2 separate regions of the Mus musculus genome follow, and region 1 is linked to region 2. The links are chromatin loops, found by intact Hi-C in ENCODE. Cell type or tissue: gastrocnemius. All regions are shown on one strand. Links, peaks and the distances in the headings refer to the core of each region. The heading gives the core; the rest is flanking DNA.

Region 1 (8,330 bases), core at 4-8,003, 79 kb before region 2:
ACTCCTCTGTGGACTCTGTCACACAATGATTTGTTTGTTCTCTTCTACCCTGTAGGTCGGTTCATCAGAGAATCCCCAAGGGAAAGCTTTAAATGTATTGGCTTGGGTTGCCCCTGTGGGCTGGAAATACCACCTATTTAGCTTGTATTGATCCTCAAATTGAAAAGTGGGCCTCTTGTGCAGCAAGCTGCCTCCCTGAGCCGGGTAGGAGGGCAGAGTGGACGGAGAGTGATGGGCAGCCTCTGTTTTCCCGTCGGTACCTTGAGAAAAACTCGCGCTTATTTAGCAGGTTGGCAGGGAAACCGAACACTACCCAAGATTTATAGTCGCCCGAGGGACAAGCTCTTGTTTGTGGTGTTGAATAAGACAGTCTCTTCCTCAAAGTCTCTGTACAACAGGCAGGGAGGCCAATCATTTGCCAAACATCTTGTAGAAAAGAAAAAGAAATGCATCAGATGGGAGACTGGACAATGTCCTTAATATTCTTCCTTTCCAGAAATCTTGTGACTAGTGTTTTCTTTGGATGCTCAGGGCACGTGTGTGTGTGTGTGTGTGTGTGTGTGTGTGTGTGTGTGTGTGTGTGTGTGTGTGTGTGTTTATTTCTCCAGTCCTGTAGTCCTGAGTTGTTTCTGCTTCAATGTCACCTAAGGATTTGTAGTCAGACTGTGGTGGGTTTGCCTCATCGCTGCATATACAATATTTTATTGCCTTAAAGGGTCTGACAAATTAGGGATAGCATTCTTTTTGGAAGACTTCTGGTTCAGTTCTCCTCTGTGGGCCTTGAAGGGCCTGTATTAGTCACTCAGCAAGCAGTTAAGGTTTTCTCCTTCCCTCCTGGGAAACAAAAGTGATTAGGAAATTGTGACTTTGCTATTGTTCTCAAGAAAATTGCATTAAAATTTACAGGTACCTTTCCAAAAGAAGACAAATTATACACATTACAAGAAGGGAAGAAAAGACTTGGTGATTATGTCATTCCTCTGAGAGCAGCTCATTGTTTTGCTTGCTACAGAATGTATCCATCGGAGCAGACCTGTCCTTCTGTGGGTCTGTGATGCTGGTAAAGTCTGACCGGGAGAACCAACCTACTGGCCCCATTTCTGGGAAGATAATTGAAAAGTTAGGACACCACCCCCCCCCCTTGAGAATTGTCTGTGCCCTTGGAGTACGGGTCTTCCTCCTTGATTGGAGACACTGGGGGGGGGGAGGGTGCGGGGGGGGGGTGTCCGTGGCAGTGCTCTTAGGTTAATCAGATATTTGAGAAAAAAACTTTATTTTCAGCCAGGACCTGCAAACCACATATCCTGTCTAGTGTTTCTTGAACTATCTAGGATAGGGAAGAACAGGAGAGGTATCGTCACTCTGGTTCTGTGCCTGTTAGAATGTGGCACCTGCCAGCACGTTCTTTCTAACACCACCCAAGTGGGCCCAACCTGAGAAAGAAAACGAGCTGATTGGTGAAGTTACAATGCATACTAACTATTCCCTTTGGTTGTAATAGGGCACAATGGGCAGATGCTAAGAGACAGGGACGTGAAAGCTGTTGACTGACTCTGTGTCCTTGCATACCACGCTAGGCAACAGCCAAGTTGCTCCTCTGCGGTTCCTAGATTTGTGCAGGAGGAGGCTTCTCTGGCTTGTCTGAATGGTCAGGGAGCCTGCAGCTGGAGTCAGGACATAACTGTAACTTCATGGTTTATTTAATAAGTGTGTTTCAGTCTCTTCTTCTGGAAAAGGGGAACAAAATGGGGGCACTTTCTGGCAATGCTGTGAATAATAAATAAGCTGTAGTTGTTAGAAAAACCTCAAGATCAGAGAAAATGATTAATAGTAATTAGTTGGAATATGATTGTTGCCTTACTTGAATATTTGAAAAAATAAATTCCTTCCCAATCTCCAGTAGAAATATTTTTTAGAAATCAAACAAGTTGGTCTTTTAAGAGAAACTGAACTATCGTGGGACACTTGCTGCTATTTTATATGTATGCCCTTGATGATAAAGAGTGGATATTTGTATTAGGACACCTGAATCTTATATACTTTGCTTAACGCAATAGATAATGCCCACAAATCTCTTAATCGCTTCAGTTCCCACGAGAAGAAACACAGCTACACGGTGATGGCCTCCGAGCTCAGCTCTGTCTCGAGTTCTCCCCCCAGAGACTCCTGAAACACTAGTTTTATAGCAAAGATGCCTTCCAGCTAGATTGGCTATAAAAAGATCTCTTTCTCTCTCTCTCCCTCCCTCCCAATCTCTCTCTCTCTTCCCCCATTGACTTTTGTTATAAAATCAGAGATAATATCTCATGGGGGGGTCCTCCAATTGATGGACCAGATTGTTAAAGACCGGGAAGATGACGCACTTGCCTTATCCTGCAGCCAACATCTGAGTTCTTCGCTGGGACTCCTGTTTTTATAGCTCATAAAGATTTAGTGTGGAGCCTTAAAAAGTTGTAGGTGCAGTAAATGTTGATATGGGCTGACCATAACTACACACTCTACACACACACACACACACACACACACACACACACACACATGCATAGATGAAATTTATTGAAGCGTTGTGGAAGTCTTTGCGAAAAGAACTTCATTCAAAAACTTGTATATGTGAAAGGGATAAGACTTGCCTGAATTTGGGTCTGAAGAGGAAGTCACACCACGGGCTAACCTTTTGTAAAGGGGTCTGGCAGTGAGCTTAGTGTTTTGAAGAACATAACTGAAAAAAGCCTCGAGACAAGGTACTTAAGATGGAACGACCTACCCAAATCTGTACAGCTAATTATGGAAACCCAGGACCAGGACTCAGTACTTTGGCTGTGCTGGGAGATATTAAAGCTACTTTTCTGTTTTCTCTTCAGGAAAAGAATTTGTTACTCCGGAGATCATATTATTTAGTCCCAACCTGCTCCTTTTAGTTCCAACCCAAGATGGCTGCAATACTACAAACATACCAGTAGGTGATGCTACAGGCTACGATATTGTATGTCTGTCCCGAGCTGACTTTTACTTGGAATTTCATCATTTGGGCGTCTGAAGACTCCTTAGAATTCCTGCAAATATTTGGGGGAATCCAAAAGAAATATGAAAATTAAAAACAAAACTATACTATAACAGTGATCGAAAATTTAAAAGGTTATATGACTAGTAATACATACAAATCTTAGTTGAAATCAGTTTTTAACAGGTAAAAAAGGGGGGTTATTTTACGCTAAGCTCCCCAGATAGAAGCAGAGTTTCGCTGTTCCAAGTGGCTCACATCTTCATTTTGTTCAGCAAAGCCTTCCACTGTGTCAGAGACAGAACTCTGAGGAATTAGAGAACGAAGTGAGATCCAGAGCACATTGCCTAGCTGTGCTATCCTGGACTGGTTCTTTAACCTCCTCTGGCTTTGACCTAATAACACGATTACACCCTGCTGTGAGAATGAATGAGATGACGTGTGAAAACAAAGATTAGCTGTCACCATTAACTACCTTTCTTTCTTTCTTTCTTTCTTCCTTCCTTTCTTTCTTTCTTTCTTTCTTTCTTTCTTTCTTTTTTCCTTCCTTCCTTCCTTCCTTCCTTCCTTCCTCCCTCCCTCCCTCCCCCCTCCCTCCCTCCCCCCTCCCTCCCTCCCTCCCCCCTCCCCCCTTCCCTCCCTCCCTCCCTCCCTCCCCCTTCCCTCCCTTCTTTCTTTGTTCTTTCTTTCTTTCTTTCTTTCTTTCTTTCTTTCTTTCTTTCTTTCTTTCTTTCTTTCTTTCTCAGTTAGAAACCTTTGAAAAATACTGACGACTTTAAGTTTTTCTCTTTAAAAACCTGGGAACTGGGCGGGGGGTGGGACTTAAGAGGCTGTGTGGTTGGGTTCTCAAATCAGGTTTCACAATTTCATGATACAATACAATTATTTATGTAAAACCGGACACTCCACTCCTAATCTCCTACAGGTGCACCTTGCCCCCCTCCACTTAGGGGGAACCTGATATTTCTTCTTTGGGTTTAAGAAACTCTCGGAATGCAAAGCCATCCTTTTTATCATTTATCGTGCAAAACATTCCGCTTTAGTTTTAAATGTAGTATTCGTTTGTTCTATTTATAAAAGTAATCCAGAACAAATTTGTTAAATTCTACCAAGTGATGTGCTTATGCAAGGATTCTATTAACACGGCCAAAGAAGTTTAATCAGTAAATACAGATGTTTTCCTAACTTTCCAGCCAGTGAGCCAAGGCTTTGATTTACCTGATCCAATGCTTAGAAAAAAATATTTTGGTTAGAAAAGTTCCAGTTTATTAAATAGCCGAGCAGGCTACTGAGCCCTGGCTTCCAAGAAGTAGCAGTGTTTGGTGTGAGACCTTATGGTACTGACTGCTTTGATGAATTAGACGGGTCTCTCAGTTTTGTGGGCCCACCCTCATTTAGTTTTATCTCTCTAATGATAAAAAAAAAAGTCTACCATGTAGATATGTAACCCTAGCTTATTTTGAATTCATGGTTCCCTTGCCTCAGCCTCTCAAAGTGATGGGATTAGGTCATGCAATTTCACAGTGATAGAATTCCATCCCAATGCCATAAACTCTAATCACAGGAGAATATATAGATTCTGGAAACAACAAGCCAAGGGTAAGTTAGTTGATTGGATCTTTGATTTTCTGGCTATTTTGAAGATTTCCATACAGAGAGGCTATCAAGAACCACGGGCCCCAACACTTTTTTACAAAGTGACCAAGACTTCCCTGTGGTCCTAGAGACCGCTATTGCTGCTTCTACCGGCAGGGGGTGCAGCAAGTGTTTCCCTTTCAAGATACAAGGGCCACATTGATTAACATGTGGTCTAGGGACCAAAGACTTTCTAGGGGAATCATGAAATAATTTTAAGTAAAAATAAGTGTAATAACGAATATGCAACCAGGATTTCAGCCTAGATTACATTTGCTTTTATATGAACACATAACTGAATTAGAATAATAGTTTTTGCTAAAGGAGGAAGGAAAACACAAATAACCAAAGTGTCTCCGGCCCATGAGCAGAATAACTAACCCCAAATTGTACCTCCAAACTCAGAGTTCTAAATTTACTGTAAAAGGCAGGGGAAGCAGAGACTGTGGGAGGGGGGAAATTCCCACCTTCTCCTGAGGCTGACACTCTTCTATATGCTGGGCTCTGGAAGGCTGTAGGGAGGAAGCCTGGACCATCCACATAGTTTTGAGTTGTTTGGCCCAAACTGATAGGTCAAATAAAGATATTTCTGACCTTACGGCTATCTAACTCTTCATCTCTAACTCCTTCCTGAAGCAGAAATAGGCTCTAAAACAAAACAAGTCTGGGCTAGACAATGCATGGTCAAGAAACTGGATGCCTCCTCCCCATCCAGGCTTCAGGCAACCCTACTTCAGGCAAACTATAGATGAGTCAAACTATAGATGAGTCAGTTTCCCCCTCCTCAGGGAGTTACTCAGGAGGTCTCAGAGATTTCTCTGAAGGACACACGAACCGACAAGAGCCCCACCTTCTGCATGAGTAGCAGACCTTGCTGGTTGGCTGAGGACTGAGGGAGAAAGTTCCAGACATCGTGGTCTAATGCCTCAAACCCTGCTCTGGCTGCCAGCGGGGAGTACCTGTTGATGTGTTTATAAAAAGAGAAAGAGAAGAGGGAATATGTTCTAAGGAGATGTGGTGAGGTATGGGGGAAGGGTGTGCCTCAGCAGGCCCATGCCAACACATCCCTTCCCCTGAGGGACCAGCCACACAACAGTATAGTATAGAATAGAGTTTATTCAGGGCATGGGGAGGGGAGTTAAGAGGGAGAGAGAGAGAGACAGACAGACAGAGAGAGAGGGAGAGAGAGAGAGAGAGAGGCTGGCCATGATCACGTGAAGAGAGAAGGGGGAAGACAAGAGAGAGGCAAGAGACCAAGAGAGAGAGAGAGGAGAGGGCAAGCAGCCCCTTTTATAGTGGGTCAAGCCTACCTGCCTATTGCCAGGTAACTGTGGGGTGGAGCTCAGACAGAATGCTAACACTTGTACCCCTTGGTCTGTGGTTCCACAGCCTAGGGTCTTCAAAGGTTTTCTTTCCTAAGCGGGGTGGGGTGGGGTGGATGGGGAGTGAGAGGGTGTGAGTGGTGTGCAGGATAGCAGGGAAAACTGGGAGGCCTGATTGGAGGGGAGAGGGATGAAGAATTTGACCACTAGGTGGCGCTAGGCGACCAGTCAGCGGCTTGCAGCATTGAGAGCCACAGTATGGCAATGAGGGGGTCTTGGAGTCTGTACCTTCAAGAGTTTGGGCACCAGTGTCCTTCCATTTGACCCCAAAGAGGGGGGGGGGCTCCTTCCAGCAGCGCAGGAATAGGCAGAGGATGAAGAGTCATCCTGACTGAGGGAGGCAGCAGAAAAGCCTGGGGGATGGGGAAGTGTTGGCTGCGGAGATATTTCCAGGTCCCTTGCTTCTCGTCTTTTTGAAGAAGCAAATTCAGAAGAGACATATGCAGTTTCATCAGTTTATTTAGCAAAGTTAAGCAAAGCAAACACTCCAGTGAATTTGCAGTAGACAACCTCAAGATGCGAAGCAACCCAGCATGTTCTGATTGTGGTTTATAGAAGTTTTGGGGTTTGTTGTTGTTGTGTTGTTGTTGTTTTGTTAATGAATATTTAGGAGGAGGGTGATGTATTGGTAGGGTTAGGTGGCACTTTGCCTCTCCAAAATCATGGTGGACCTCTTAGGCTATTTATTCTCACGACCTTCCTCCTGTGTAGTGTAGAAACTACAATGTAACAATGTTATGAGAATGTTAAATGTTTGGAGGATCCTTGGTTAGTGCGTATGTGTGGGAGAATGCCCCCGCATCTTGGTCTGTGATACCGCAGAAACAACTATCTGTACCTTTGAGGGTCTCTAACAACAAAGTAACATTCTGACTGTCTAGGGAGCAGGTGCAGTTTTCTAGCCCTTCGTGTCTACCTCCTTGCCCACCCAGTTTCAGATGGGCATAGTGTGATAGCAACTTAGGGCAGGAGAAGGGAAGAGAGCTGGACTTTAGTGCTTTGTAGCATAAGAACCTATTAGGGAGATAGGTGTGAGATCTGTCTGTGGAGTGAGGCTTAATCAGGATGTAGGTGCGCTTACTCATTTCCAAAGATGTCACGCCCACTACCTCCTGCAGAATAAGCTTCATCCATTATGTGAAGCCCCTAGGACCAAGTGATAACTCTCGTTGCTTAACTACTGCCCCATCCTTGTAGCACCAAAGACACCCTGGTCTTTTCACTAGGCTGACCCTGGTAGGCCACAGGGAAAAGTGCTCTAGCAACACCATTCCCTTGTCCATTTATGGCTGTATCTTTTGCCTTTGGTGGAGCTAGGCCTGGAGACAGAAATGAATAATACATAACCACTGCCTTCAAGGAGCTCAAAGTCTGGTGGGAGAGACAGAAAACAAACAGGCTGTTGGCACACAGTGATAACTGCTGGGCGGGAGGTGTGCCCAGAAGGTGGTGGCAGCTATGACTGGTACTAGGACAGGGCTGGCATTCCAGGGAAGAGAAGTCTTGAAGGGCTCGAAGGTGTTAGCCAAGCAGCAGCCAGGGAAGGACACATAAGTTTCCACTGCCACAAAAGCAAGTGCTTGGGGCTGCAGGTGGGTGTTGCAGGCAAGTGTTGCAGCAGGTGGGAATGGGTTGTGTCAGCTTGACACAAACTAGAGTCCCTAGAAAAAGGGAACTTCAATTGAAGAGTTGCTTCCATCACACAGGGACATGAGGCATTTTCTTGATTGCTGGTTGATGAGTGAGGGCCCAGCCCATGATGGGCAGTGCCACCCCTGGGCATGTGGTCCTGGGTTCTACAAGAAAGGAGGCAGAGCAAGCCGTGGAGAGTAAGCCACTAAGCAGCACTCTTCCATGGCCTCCACATCAGTTCCTGCCTCCAAGATCCAGTCCTGAGTGTCTATCTTGTTGTCCCTCAACGATGGGCTGTAACCTATAAGCCAAATAGACCATTTCCTCCCCGAAGTTGCATTCAGCCAGAGTTTGATCACAGCAAAAGAGAAGCAGAGTCTGACACGTGTTAGACCAGAAACTGAGCGTCAGAACACAGAGAGGCAAGGCTGGTTATGCCAAGGAGTCAGGCTCTCTCCACTGAAGGACTGGGGCGTTGTGAGATCCCCTCATGCTGAGAGAGATACACACAGTAGGATATGGATGGCATGGTGACTTCATCAGGGAGGAGAGGAGTTGGGAGTTGGCAGCTCTGCTAGAGGGCCATTGCCAGCAGGAAGTGATGCGAATCTGATAAGGGCTGGGAAGGTGGCTTGTGAGGTAAACTACTTGCTTCCCAAGCATGCCTTCCGATCTCCAGG
Region 2 (8,330 bases), core at 323-8,322:
TGCCGACCAGAATGCCAGTTTGGAGGTTCCAGGCTTTTAGGGAGTGGGCTAAAGGGACAGCAGAGTGGGTAGGGATGTGGGCTCTTTGAGTATGAGGAGCATAGACTGATTCTGAGCTGCAGAGAGCGTGGACACAGACAGGGGTTACTGGAGCCGGCTCCAGTCAGTTCCCCAAAGGTATAGGCATAGATAGGATGGAATGGGTCTCTGCTTCCAGAGGCTACAGTAGAGGCATACTGTATGGGTCTCCCTGGAGTCTTCTACTGCACCCTAGCTTGTTCTTAATCCTGGATGGAGCCTTAATCTGAGCGACTTACTACTGTAACGTCTCAGAGTGCCTGTGGGAGGCCCTAAGGATGGATTTGGGCTGCGGGGCAAGAAAGAGATGGTGCTTCGTTTTCAGAACTGAAACCCAGAAAAGGTCACCCGGGAAGATGTTGTTGGGGTACCTTTTCTGCCTCTGGTTTGAATCCTAAGGGAAATCTTGGGATTGGCTGAGCTGAGAGAGGAGGAGGTGCTGGCAGGTGCCCGCCCGCAGGAGAGAGTTTATTTTCAAACTGGGGGCAGTTATTGGCAAACAGCCTACTCGGGAGTGTGTGTGTCTACACAAGCCCTGGGGACTTGATGAAAGGGGGCCCCAATTAGCAGGAGGAGAGAGAATTGGTACAGGCACAGCCGGCCTTCCTGTCTGTGCCTGCCTGTGCCCAGGGGGCTTTGGCTGCGGGGCTAAAGATGGACAAATTCAAATTATTGCCAGGCTGAGGCAAGGGGGTGGGGAGTGGAGAAGATGTGGAAAGGGCTTTCCTTCAGACGCCACCTGGAAGATGTGGGGCTCTGCCTTTGCTCCAGCATCAGTCGGCTCTGGGCTCTGAGCAGACAAGCTAAGAGATGGCTAACTCCCTGTCTACCTGTGGATCTTCTCTAGCCTGCAAACCGTTGTGTTTCAGCCCTACTTCTAGCCTTTGTTCCCATTCCTGCCGGTGAGTGGCCTGTAGCTCCTGAGCAGCCACAGGGTCCTGCTTTGGTGAAGACCCCAGAGGGAGGCCTCTAAGCCCATTAACCCTTTATTGCTTCACAGTTCAGAAGGGGCCTCTCTGGCCTTTGTGCAGGGGACTCACAATTGCAGTTGCTAAGCAACAGGAGGTGGAGGTTGCTGAGGACAATGCTGTTCTGTCATAAACCCTGTGGGCAAGTGGAGGGGAGATGGCCTGGGACCGCCATGAGGCTGGTGGCCTAGAATATGGGGGAATAGTAGCCCTGGGACCCACACTGAAGGCAAAGCTGGTTTTAGGGGCTCTAGAAACTGTGGGGTGGAGGATCCTGGATATGTAAACTAGTAAGGAAGTGGTAAAAGACAATATAAAGAGATCTAGGACTGCTAGATTAAGTAAGCTACTATATTTAAAGCATTTAGCATAGCACTTGGGTGGTGTGAAAGGAATTGGGGACAGGCAGTGTCTGGATCTGTGAGACTGGCTTTCGGACTGTGTTTCCTGGGAGTTTCAGGGATGTCCCAGCAGAGCAGATGGACTTGTGCTTTCTGACGGCCCTAAGTTGCTTAGTTGCTTGGTGAAATCAATTCCGATTGTTCCAAGCTGACTCTCCTGATCTCCCCTTTCTGCCTTTGATCCTCCCAAGCTGTCTGCCTCGCTACATCGTCCCAGAATGCCTCCTCATGGCCCTGGCTTCATAGTGCAGTATGTGGGCACAATCACAGTCGTGATTTGAACTTCTGTGTGGACGGACGTACACTTGTCTGTGTTCATGGTTACATTTAGTGTGGGCTTCTTGCCTTTTCAGAGCCCAGGAGATCAGACTCTCCTTTTCAGGCACTGCATGTAGGCAGGTCTGATATCCCTTAGGTTTGACCTTGTAGGTGGAGGGCAGGTCTATAGGAGGTGTGTTCAGGACACAGGAAGTCACAGAACTGCCACTCTGGTCACCTTGTTTTGAAACACTGCAGCTTTTCTGGACCTCCTAGGGAAGTTGGTTTGTACAACATGCTGCTCCGAGTATTCTGGCTAGCAGACATGAGGATTGTTAGCTGGTGACATTTCCTGAATGGAATCAGAGATTGTGCTCAGTGCCCTGAACATCAGTGGATTCTAATGGCAGCGTTCAGCGGAGAACGCTCTGCCTTGGTGGACCCGGCTTGATCTCCTAATAGCTGCTTGATTTTGGAAAGAAGGTTAACGCCAGTGCCTTCATCGGTGATGGATTTTGGGGAGGATTAAATATGGTGACAGTGTCTAATATTACATAGCTCGTCTTCAGTGCTCAGCCTTTCTGTCTTCGCTCTGGAGCTCAGAGATCACCACGATGAAAGCTCCTATCTTGTGGGACCTGGAGGAGGCTGTGGTCTGGGCTCTGCTCGGCTCAGTGGTCTGGGCTCTGAGTAAGGTGAATGAGGAATCCTGCAGGTTTGAGGAAGGGTATTCTGTTAAAGATTTACCTGGGTGGCCCATTTTTATCTCCTGGGTGGGGATTATACACCTAGACTTATAAGTAGGCCCACCCATTCTAAAGAAGCCACACCCCAGGGACTAACTGAGAGATCACTGACGACTAAGCTCAGTAGCTACCCTAGATCTATGACTCTCATCTTTCCCGTGGCTTCAAGGAGCACACAGGCTGAGTTTCTGCTTCAAATAGGCCACCCTAGAAGTAGAGTGGAAACAGCTTGGAGGAGTGGGTGGTACCCAGGATTGCTACTATCACTATCAGGGATGGCTGGGGTAGGCCGAGTGCTGAACAGGTACATCATCTGGGAGCTATATTTGCCTGTCCTGTGAATTTTAGAAAATACCACTCGTTCACACCAAAGGGCAAAGTGAAGATGGGCAACAGCTAAGTGTAGGGGGTACAGAGCCAGTGGATAACCCTGGTGAGAGACACTGCGGGGCTCTAAGGTGGAAGATGGCAGGGAGGGAAATACTAATTCTTAGGAGGTGGGATCTGCAAGATGTAACAAGTCAGTAAATGGCAAACGGCGACAGGAATCCAGGTTGAGCCAGGCTCCTCTTCGGGCAGCCTGATGCATGGTGGTTGGTGCAGTTCACTGATGTAGAAGAAGAAACGGAGGTGATACGTTATCAGATGAGGGGTGGGGCCCAGATTGAGTGTAGGCTTCTGGTTTCAAAGATGCATCTTACTTATTTGTGTAACAGCCTTTTTGTGAGCCTCCAGCGGTGCCAGGTGCTACACACCTCCCCTGCATCATCTCCTGCCTTCCACCCCATCCCAGTTTCTCCCTCTCTTATTTTGACTGAGGAAACTGAAATTGACAGGTTGAGTAACTTGTTCAAAGGAACATGTGGCTGAGCTGGGCTTGTGCCTGGGTTCTTTGGGGCTGCCAAGCAAGCACCTTACTCACGTAGACTGCACTGCTAGGGATGTTTCAGGCTGTCAGGGTGCCGGGTTCCCTCAGAGGAGGGTCCTGAGGGACTGGGCGAGCACATCTCAGTCAGCCTAGTGGTCTGCTATGGACCATGCTGGGAATGAAAGGTCTTTTTTGTGCTGTGGTGTGTGGCTTTGTGGGGCTGCATGTGGTCAGTCAGCTGGGGCGTAGAGGGGCTGGGCTGGGCTGGGGAGGCTGCTGACGCTGCTGCCTGCCTGGGTTGGACTCTGGCCACTCTAAGGCGCTTAGGCCGCTGATAATAGCTCTGGGAGATTACAGGTTTTGGTAGATGAGGTATGGGTCCCTGGGAGGGCCCCAAACACAGCTAGCGATTTCAGGGACAGAGTCCTCTAAAAGCAGTAGTATCCCCAGAGAACTTATATCTTGGTCTTAAAAAGTACCCCAGGGATGGTGAATCTTGTAGGAGACCAAATGCTGGTTCTTCGCTCCTTCCTCGAACGGTCCGGGAAATACAGAGTATTTCAGCACAACATTTAGTCCGCTCAAGAAGCCTTGAGTGTTTCTGGTCTTGTCTGGGTCTCAGCTAAACATAGCATTCTGCCCTCAATGGCCTCATTTCCTTCTGCTGCTCTGGAGACCCTCACACTTGGATGACAGACCTAGGCTATTCTCAACCTCTGGGAATGACCAGTGTGACCAGGACTGGAAAGCTTTTACAGAGCCCCTTCCTTCATTCAACACCCTTGATTCAGGACTTCCCTCCTCACAGGACGAGTCCGGCTGCAGACAGGAGCATCTCTCCAGATTGAGGGGCTCCGGGTGGAAGACCAGGGTTGGTACGAGTGCCGTGTGCTCTTCCTGGACCAACACAGCCCTGAACAGGATTTTGCCAACGGCTCCTGGGTGCACCTGACAGTCAATTGTATGAAGTTGGGGAGCAGGTGGTGACAGTAGGGGGAGAATGATGGGGACCCTGGTAGTGAAGGGAATGAGCGAGTTCTGTGCCCTACCCATCCTGGCATGTGCTCACCATGCTAGCTCATTTACGGCTTGCTTCTTACCTCTGCCCTCCCTCACACCCTCAGTTCTTCAGATAAAATCCAATCAGCCCATAGGCTCTGAGTCGGGAACTTTCACTCCTTGGTCAAGGTCATAGTTAAGGTATATTGGGCCCTGAATGATGCAGCTCACCCGTGCATAGTTTCTCCCTCTCCACTAGAAGGGAGGCAGTTGTAATCATTCCCATTTCATAGGTGAGACTGAGGCAGAGAATCAGGTAGAGGTAGTGTGATGAGTCTAAGACCCGCCCCTTCTGATTCCCAGACTTCCCTGGGCACTCGGCTCTGGCTCTCCCCCTAGTTCCCGTCATGCAGCCTGTGTTCAGCTGTAGCAGTGTTGGGATGGTCCTGGTAGACAGGTGACCCTGGGCTAGTCCCGTGTACCCCGGGAGCCTCCAGCTCTGAGAGGAGTTCTCCGTGGGTTTTGAACTCTGCTTTGTGGGATGATAGCCTTTCTGGCAGCCCCTGATGCCTCTTTCCCTCACAGCGCCCCCTCAGTTCCAGGAGACACCTCCCTTAGTTCTGGAAGTCAAGGAGCTGGAGGCGGTTACCTTGCGCTGTGTGGCCCGTGGCAGCCCTCAGCCTTATGTGACTTGGAAATTCCGAGGACAAGACCTTGGCAAGGGCCAGGGTCAGGTGCAAGTGAGTGGGTCAGCTGGATTGGGAGGACCAAAGGGGAAGAAGGCAGGAGAGGAACAGAAGCCAAGCCCGGGGATGGGTCGGAGGAGGGAGGGGTTTTCCATCGGCTTCCCCGAGGTTGAGGCGCTGTCTCCCTCTGCTGGCCAGCTCTGGAACTGCAGGGTCTGAGGCTGACCAAACAGGAAGGGCCTTTCCTTAAAGATTCCTTACCTAGGTGCAGAATGGAACACTGTGGATCCGTCGGGTGGAGCGAGGCAGCGCTGGAGACTACACCTGCCAAGCCTCCAGCTCCGAGGGCAGCATCACCCACGCCACCCAGCTGTTGGTGCTAGGTGCACTTTGGTGGAAGGGCAGGGGAACCGGGCCACCTATAGTAGAAGACATGATCTCTACGGGGGTGAGGGTGGGGTGAGGGGGTGAGTACACGGAAGATTGGGAGGAGGCTCATATTTGAGGGACCCCTGTAGGGTGAGAGAAAGGATGAAGAAACGGTCAGCTTAGTGCCCAGCAGTGCATTACAGTGGAAAGGAAGGGGTGCTAAGGGTTAGCCCATGAATCGTGGGACCCTCCTGAGTCCTGGTTTTGTGATCTCAAAAAAACAAAACAAAACAAAACAAAAAAAAAAAACCCAGAGGTTCTTATCAACCTCTCCCAGGACTTTGACATATCGCCCATGTGTGCTGAGCTCTTCCTTTTGGAAGGAAAGGCAAATGAGGCACGCGAGGCAGACATCCATCTTCATAGCGCCTGTGGGCGAGAACCGATTAATTGATGGCCCACTGCAGTATCGTTCTCCTTGGTACTTGAGAAGTACAGCCCTGGGTAATACAGTTAAAGCCAGAGACCCTGACATGAGGAAGGCCCACCAGGAAGTCTCACCTCCCTTTCTGACCTCCCTGGACCCTCCCGCACATACAGTTTCTCAGCAGAAGGAATCAGGGTGGGTAGGCTTGCCTGCCATGCCTCGTGAAACAGGGCTGACTTGGAAAAGCGAGTGGCCTCTGGAACAGGATGGGCTTTTATCACACATCCCAATTCGGGTCCTTAAGGTCCTGTAGCAACTTGGCCCATGACTACAAAGGGCAGAACCAGGAAGAGGTGTAGAAAGGCCCTGAGGGTTCTGGGAATTCCGGAATGGGCTGAGGACACCTTTCTGCCTTGGTACTTCTCCCAGGACCCCCTGTCATTGTGGTGCCCCCCAGCAACAGTACAGTCAACTCCTCTCAGGATGTTTCCTTGGCCTGCCGGGCTGAGGCATACCCTGCTAACCTCACCTACAGCTGGTTCCAGGATGGTGTCAATGTCTTCCATATCAGGTAGGGCAACCTATCTCTTGGGTAGTGGAGGCAGGGGATTGATGTGTAGTCTCTGGGAGAGCTCCTTGTCTAAGGACTAGGTTCCTCCTCACACATACCATATTGCAGCCGCTTACAGTCTCGAGTGCGCATCCTGGTAGACGGGAGCCTGTGGCTACAAGCCACTCAGCCTGATGACGCCGGCCACTATACCTGTGTTCCCAGCAATGGCTTTCTGCATCCACCGTCAGCTTCTGCCTATCTCACTGTGCTCTGTAAGTCCCCATGCTCCTTCCACAGCCTGCTCCTCCGCACTGAGACAGACTGATGACCTTGTCCTCCAACTTGTCTCTGCATTCCTCCAGACCCAGCCCAGGTGACAGTCATGCCTCCCGAGACACCCCTGCCCACTGGCATGCGTGGGGTGATCCGGTGTCCGGTTCGTGCTAATCCCCCACTACTGTTTGTCACCTGGACCAAAGACGGACAGGCCTTGCAGCTGGACAAGGTACAGGCTTGTGACAGGGGATGAAGGTCTTGGCTAGGTGTTGTTTTTGTCAGAGGGCCAGCTGCAGCTCAGCGGGAGGCTGAGTTTAATTCAGCGCTGTGGTTGGGAAACATGTTTCTTACCAGATGCCAGTGTTAGGCAGTGACTGTGGAGGTGAGAAGAAGTATCCATTTCCCCAGAAGAAGTATCCATCCTTGGAGTGTTGCCTTGAGGCAGAGCTGCCACAGAGACTCTGCTGTCAGGCCAGGGAAGGAACAAGGCTTTTGTTTTTAGGTCCGGTTGGGGATAGACCAGTAACAGATCCTGGGCCTTTGGTGAGGTGGTAGGTCTTGAAGAGTGAGCTGTCATTCCATGCAGAAATCCCTTTGCAGAGGCCGTATAGTGTGCTGACAAAGTGATGAATCGGGCAGTGAGGGGGAGCCGCAGCTGGCACCTGTAAGGACTTGAGAGGTGTAGAAAAGGCTGGAAAGACAGGTTGGGTCCTAGAGGAAGAACTGCGTGCCAGCTTAACATGACCTCATTCCGAGTTGATTGGGATCTTTTGTTTGTCTGAGGAGACTATAAATTCTTTGAGGCATCCTGTCTTTCCAACTGAGAGTCTCTGGGGCTGTAAAGTTGTAGCACTTGGTGAATGTGTCATTGAAAGTTTAAAAAAAAAATCAGCAGTGAATTTTGGCTGGCGGTGGTGTTGTGGTGTTAGGACCGTGGTTAGGAGTTGTTAGGAGCAGAGCCCCAAGGCTGTGAAGTGGCCAGTGTGAGTCCAGGTGAGGGGTTACTCAGTCTGAACCAGAGAGGGCCTGAAAACAAGACAAGACAGAGCCAAAGCTTTCCTGCTCGGTCCAGAATGACAGACAAGTTAGATGCAGAGAGCGAGGGGCCACGCTTCATCTAGGAGAAGGGGAGGTTTTCTTATAGAAGTGGATTGGGAGATGCAGAACTGAGCAACGGAGTGCCGAGAGGGACAGTCAGAGTATCCACATGGCTCAACTCGAGGGAAGCCATTCACACTATTCTCTGTGAGTGACACCAGAGCTGTGTTGTCACCGTCTCACATCCCCTGATGGAACAGACAGAAGTGGAGGACCAGAGTCCAGAGAGAGGGTCAGGCCAAGACCCAGAGCCGATGGGTTGATTTCCTGAAAAGAGTTTCCTGTCTCTCCTCCTCTCTCGAGTTGCCTCTCCCCACCCCAGCTTTGCCTCTGTTAAGTTTCTCTCTCTATTTGTCATTTCCTCTGCCCTCTAGTTCCCTGGCTGGTCCCTGGGCCCAGAAGGTTCCCTCATCATTGCCCTGGGGAATGAGAATGCCTTGGGAGAATACTCCTGCACCCCCTACAACAGTCTTGGTACTGCTGGACCCTCCCCTGTGACCCAGGTGCTGCTCAAGGTGAGGCCCACAGCAAACCTGCTGTGGTACGGCCAGGTGGCTGAATGTGTGTTCTGAACCATGTCAGCAGGGTGGAGTGAGGCAGAGA

Evidence for each region. Peaks named below come from ENCODE experiments on the same cell type or tissue, not always from the same donor. Only the 100,000 strongest peaks of a DNase experiment are listed, where the experiment ranks them.
Region 1: it touches region 2 in a loop (10-fold over the local background); 38 of 42 quality-filtered maps call a loop at or near these places.

What each region holds. Positions count from the first base shown.
Region 1 is chr1:172,406,258-172,414,587 of GRCm38, forward strand. No RefSeq gene overlaps it. Among named protein-coding and RNA genes, the nearest start is that of Pigm, 34 kb to the left of the region's middle. In gastrocnemius, for the core only: CTCF peaks have their summits at 2,953 and 4,747 (motif pointing right); DNase peaks (open chromatin) are centred at 4,747 and 6,171; H3K27ac peaks cover 240 bases.
Region 2 is chr1:172,485,386-172,493,715 of GRCm38, forward strand. It overlaps Igsf9 (immunoglobulin superfamily, member 9), which reads left to right. Exons shown (of 21, transcript NM_001145800.1): 4 at 4,128-4,280; 5 at 4,904-5,058; 6 at 5,270-5,387; 7 at 6,230-6,371; 8 at 6,480-6,625; 9 at 6,716-6,858; 10 at 8,102-8,242. Among named protein-coding and RNA genes, the nearest start is that of Igsf9, 7.3 kb to the left of the region's middle. In gastrocnemius, for the core only: a CTCF peak has its summit at 5,198 (motif pointing left); DNase peaks (open chromatin) are centred at 696 and 5,181; H3K4me3 peaks cover 503 bases; H3K27ac peaks cover 373 bases.